2 separate regions of the Homo sapiens genome follow, and region 1 is linked to region 2. The links are chromatin contacts, found by Hi-C or POLR2A ChIA-PET in ENCODE. All regions are on one chromosome and are shown on one strand. The core of a region is the stretch at or near the end of the contact, and the rest is flanking DNA. Distances in the headings are between cores, read along the strand shown.

Region 1 (2,700 bases), core at 44-2,543, 2.3 Mb before region 2:
CTACTGTGTATCCGGTAAATAGAATACCACGGTACAATAGAAATGCAATGCATGCCACATATATAATTTTAAATGTTCTAGTAGCCACACTAATAAAGTAAAAAGATAAAGATCAAATTTTAGTCTTTAACCTCAATAGTCCTTCTCTAAGATGTTATCACTATAAAGAAATTGAGGTATTTTACATTCTTTTTCTCATTCTTCTTCAAAATCTAGAGTGTAATTTACCCTTACAGTGTATCTCAGTTCAGACTACTACAATTCAGGTTCTCAGGGCCACATGTAGTGGTTACAATGGACAGCGCTAACATAGAATACTTGGCACATAGCCGGCATCCAGTAAATATTTGTTAAAGTTAATATTCTTCTATACCATTTTAATTCTTCTGTAGTCCAGGAATAATACAGTAATGTCACGTCATTAATACCACCCAATTGACTTAGCCATTTCCTTGTTGGGCATTTAGGTCTTTTCCAATTTTCACTTTTTAAAATAATTCTGTAATAAACATCTATCTGGTTCGTACCTGTTTTTCCTTGGAATAAATTCCCAGAAAGTATTAAATATGGTAATTGCCCCAGAAATGATATGTCACGTAAGACTTCTAATTGTTTATGCTTGGTTCTTGTTAATGACTCTTGTAATGTTAACAGGGCAGGTATTGCTGTGATGGTTATAATTACAAACATATTAGTACTAATGTTTTGTCTGCTGCAATGCATCAGGCACTCTGCATTAGGTTATGCATATCTTATAGATGAGACACACGAGGCTTGGGGAAGTTACAAACTTAGCACTGGACTCGCACTCAAACTGAGATCTGGGTTAATCTATTTTCAAAGACTGGGTGTTTTACGCTGGGACAAATTAAGAAACTAAAACTGTTTTAGTTAAGAAAGAAAACAGAAAGGAAGAAAGAAAAGGCTAAGTAAAGACAAGGGAAGGAAAACGAAGAAAGCTGAGGAAAGGACAAAAAGTTAAAGGCTGGAAACCCGGGCGGTGCAGAAGCGACCCTTATCTCGCCGGTGCAGAAGCACCGTCCGACCCCCGGCGCGGGTGCCCGCCACAGTCCCAGTGCCCCGCCCGGTGCAGCTCCCTCTCCGCCGGCCCCGCCACCCGCAGCCATCCCACGCCTGCCGCCCCGGCGCTCCACTCGGGGTAGCCGATTAGCAGGCAGCTTCCGGCCTCCAGCACTGCACCGCCTGCGGTGCGAACGTGACGTCCGCGACACAGGGGGGGACTTCCGGCGCGCCGCGCCACGCCACGTGTTCCGCACCGGAAGCGCGCTTCCAGTCGCCCCGGCAACAGCCGCCTCCCTCGCGTCCCCCACTCCCCCTCTGTCTCTCCAAGGAAAACTAGGCCCCTGCGCGGCCAACGCCCAGGATCCGCAAGCTGCGCGCCCACGAGGTGACTTCGGGGACGGCTGGGTTTCCTTTGGGGAGTGAGGGAGGAGCTTAGACGCCCCGGGCCCTGGCTTCTTCTGATGCGCAGAGAGCCGAGGTCTTGGACGTCACGTTGCTCTCATAATTATCTTAATCCCGCGACAAAAGGTGGGGCCGGAGGCCCATGAGATTCCTAAATCATTGCAGGTTAATTGTGAGAGGGGACCAGTCCCAGAGGCTCTCAGCTCTGCAGTGCTTCCGAATCACTGGACGACTCTTTAAGAATTCTGATCCCCGGGCCCCCATCCCGGACCAATGAAATCAGAATCTCTAATAGTGGGGCCCTGGCATCGGTAGTTTTTAAAGCTGCCCAGGTGATTCTGGGGTGCCGAGAACCACCGTGTTAAGGTCTGTAGGTGAATTCGGATTTTGCCCATCCAGTCCAGTATCTGAATAGAAGATCGCCCAGGACAGCCACATACTTGAAGGATGTCTAGGATATTGCCCTCTCTGCTCAAAAATTCGGGTTTCTTTCTTTTCTCTTGCACTTTAACCTCTGCAGGAGGTCAGCTTTTGGTGGGAGTTATCTTGAGACATCTGGCGCCTACAGTTTATGGGCCTTGTGTCTCTGCCCACTTATCAGTAATGAGCTGTAATTGAACCAGTGGCCAACGAAGTGCATTTTAGCTCTGAAATCTTGATGTTCCCTTAGTACAGATCAGATGGTTCTGAACAATTTTATTTTTTTCAGGAATGATGTTTTTAAACTCGTTTGACAGGCTAGGCTGTGTATTCAGCTGTTCTTCATCTCAAATCAGAACAATATTACTTAAAAAATCTAGACTAAAGATTAGTAACGCAACACTTCTAGGATTATTTATGCTCACAGCCCCCATGAATTGTAGGATGAGAGCTACCCTTTAAAAATACTATTTTTGCTAGCATAATTTATCGGAATAACAGTCTCTTTGTAATTTCAATGTGAACAGAAACCATATATTTTTAAAGACTGCTGGTTAGTAACTTGGAATAAGCATAACTGAAAGCAAGTTCACAGGTGTATAAATCCCCTCTGTGTGTTCATTGCTGTGCTGGGGAAGTATACAAACTAAAGTTCCAGAGAGAAATGTTCATTCTGAAACTGTTCTATAGATGGTGATTAATCATTTTGGGTTTTTTTTTAAAGGATAGGGTGAGATGAGAATGACGGGGGAAAGTTTTGAACAGTTAAGGCTAGAGTGTAAATTGGAGAGTTTGCAAAGTAGGTACAGAACTTTTTTTGAACAACTTCTCTACAAGAGGAAATTCAGCCACGGA
Region 2 (2,700 bases), core at 1-2,500:
AGAGCTCTGGGAGTTGTAGTCTCCTGGGCTCCCCTATGTCCAGTGCCAGGATGGCTAGCTGGAGACTCTGGAATCCCTCCCTGTTGTGTCCCTAGAGGGAACAACTAAAACTAATGATGGGGCGTGCCCCCCCCCCTCCGCCCCGAGGAGGCTGGAGGGCGAGGAGAAAGAGGGATAGCAGACGCGGTTAAAAGACAGGAGCAGCAGGGGAGGGAACTGAAGGCAGAATATGCTCATCCCTTTAGGGATGTCCTTTAGCATCTCTAATGGACAGAGCTGTCCAGACATCGCCAAAGACACACCTGGGACTGCCCCTGTCCCTGCCGCCTAAGGCTTCGCCCAGGTGGCCCTAGGAACCCAGGTCTCTGAAATGAAAGCACCTGGGTGCTTTCCTTGGGGATCTGGGAGACCTGGTGCCAACTCCTGCCCGCCACCCAAATCTGAGGAGCTGCAAGATGTGGCTCAGCTCCCGGAGACTTAGGTGGACCGGCCCGGGGCGCGATTCCCATCAACTATGGTCAGACCCACGTAAATCCTTCAGAGTTTGAAAACGTAAATGCTGCAAGGCCCTGGGGTACGAAAACACTGGGCCAACCTTGCCCTCGGGATGGGGTTCACGGCCTACAGGCGGGATGGGGCCTAAACTGGACTAGGGTCCCAGGGACACAACGTCGCAAGTCAGCGGCCAGCGCCGTGTAACTATGAATTAGAACCTGGATCGGACGGCCAGGGCGTCCCACAGGAGCCCACCCGGCACCAGGCCGCACAGAAGGAGACATTTAACGCGAAGACAGAAACCGTATTCGAGAAGCCTCCTCCCTCAGCGGCCACCGTTGCAGTCGGGGGCGCAAACGGTAGCCCCGGTAACGCGACAAAGCATGGGCGAGGCTCCCAACCGCGCGTGCGCCGCCCGGCCTGACGGAAGGAAGTGGAAGCATCCCAGACCCCGCCCCGACTCCCGGGCGTAGCGCCCTGTGAGCGCCCCCTGCCGGCCGCACCGCTCCTCGCAGGCCGAGGAGCCCGGCCGGTCCCTCAGCTCCGCGCGGCCGTCCGCCCCCGCCCCCGCCCCCGGTCCCGGGTCCCCCAGCCCGCGCCTCCTCCCTGTCCCTCCGCGGCGGCACCTTGGCATCGTACAGCACTCGCGCCTTGGTGGGGTCAGGCTCGAAGCACAGCACTTTCTCCCCTGAGTGGAATTTAAATTTCATGCCCTCGCTCGCGCTCATTTGCTCATCGTGGCGGAGGGCGAGGCTCCGGGGCGGGCGGAGCGCGCGCGGTGGGGGAGGGCGGGCGGGGGCGGGGAGGCGGTGCGCCGTGGCCGGGGGGGGCCGGGAATGGCGGAGGCTGCGGCCGCCCCGCCCTCGGCCCCTCCTCCGCCCGCCCCGAGCCGCTGCCGGGACCTCGGAGGCGCCTGGCGCGCGCGCTCCCGCCCGGGCGCGTCCCCGCACGTCCCCGCCGGGGCTCCGGGAGGGGTGCGGGCGGGGAGCGCGACCCCCTGGCCAAGGTCTACCGGCAGGACGTCTCCCGTCGCCCCCATGGGAGAGGGTCCCCGCGGCCTCCAGGCTGCGCCCACGTGCGCGCAGGGTCGTCCGTCGCCCCGAGCGCCCGCTCTCCGGCCCGGGCGTGGGAGGCGCCTAGGGAGAGAGAGAGCCGGTCTGGAGTAGGCACCCGGCGGCCGGGAGGCTGGACGGCGTCTGCCCCCAAGAGCTCCCTGGCCGTGCGCGCCGCGTCAGCCCCCTTGGCAGAGCAGCGCGCCGATGAGTGTGGCCACGCTTGGAGAACGCAGCGCTGGAGCTGGCCCCAGGCGGGCAGTGGCCTCGGGCGAGGGCAGAAGGGCACTCCGGGCTGTGAATAGAACACTTGCTTATCCCTTCAGAGGACAAGCCGGTGGCAGGCCTGGAGCCCCCAGTGACGGGTTGAGCAGTGGGCAGCGAGGCAGATGGGTCCTTAAAGAGTAGCTGACGTCTTCAGTGTCAGCTTCTAGCGTGGCCTGACAGCCCCCAGCATCCCCGGAATGCCCCCCACGGTCTATCTGCTCCAATAGACTAAAAATTCCCTAAATAGAAGCACCCTTGAGGCCGCTATCAATATGGTACCTGCACAGAGTGGATGTTAAGTAAATACTTGATGAGCGAATGACAAGTGATGGGAGACTTGAAGGACAAACTTCCAGGGACAGGAAGGACAGTGCTGGGCTTTTTCTTTTGAGTTTTGGAAAGCCGTTGGGCAGTGTAATTACTGGATTAGGACCGGGCTGGAGACCAGCTTCCAGGCTAATCTCTGCGGACCTGGTGAACTTCCCCTTCTCTGTTCTAGCCTCCAGAAAGTTGCATTTGCTTCCCCTCTGCACGCTTCCTTCACCAGGTTCCTGGTATACATCCTTCACATTTCAGCGTGGGCATGCCAACAGAAAAGCCCTCAGGCTTCCCAAGATGAATCATAAAGCCCTGAGGTGTTCCCTCCCAGGACTCTGCTTAACCCCTTTCTTGCATGTACCACTGTGCTATAGAATGGGTTGTTCATTTGCAAAATGACCTCATTAAGACAGTAAGCTCTTTGAAGCTGGGGGTAGGGGTCTTATCCAATTCATCACGGCGTATTCGTGGCACATAATATGGAATGAATGAACAGATTGATTTAGGAAATAGAACCCACAAAACTCAGTGGCCAATTGGATGTGAAGGAGAGGGAAGGAGGAATCTT

Evidence for each region. A loop is a pair of places that touch in the nucleus more often than their neighbours do. ChIA-PET counts read pairs that join two places held with the same protein, here RNA polymerase II (POLR2A). Pooled maps may share reads with other maps.
Region 1: a map of OCI-LY7 shows a loop between it and region 2 (19-fold over the local background). The contact joins the promoter of GEMIN8 here to the promoter of MSL3 in region 2. A Hi-C loop is called at or near these places in 3 of 168 maps with a recorded cell type or tissue (B cell, OCI-LY7 and naive thymus-derived CD4-positive, alpha-beta T cell) and 10 of 50 pooled maps. POLR2A ChIA-PET finds 5 or more read pairs at or near these places in 1 of 52 experiments (HEK293).

What each region holds. Positions count from the first base shown.
Region 1 is chrX:14,028,485-14,031,184 of GRCh38, reverse strand. GEMIN8 (gem nuclear organelle associated protein 8) reads left to right here and starts at 1,293. Exons shown (of 5, transcript NM_001042479.2): 1 at 1,293-1,408. RefSeq lists silencers at 953-1,092, 1,127-1,326 and enhancers at 703-1,203, 1,204-1,704.
Region 2 is chrX:11,756,787-11,759,486 of GRCh38, reverse strand. It overlaps MSL3 (MSL complex subunit 3), which reads right to left and starts at 1,250. Exons shown (of 13, transcript NM_078629.4): 1 at 1,122-1,250. The coding sequence starts at 1,223. It overlaps MSL3-DT (MSL3 divergent transcript), which reads left to right and starts at 1,404. Exons shown (of 2, transcript XR_007068393.1): 1 at 1,404-2,700. RefSeq lists an enhancer at 803-1,097 and silencers at 951-1,330, 1,341-1,490, 1,511-1,710.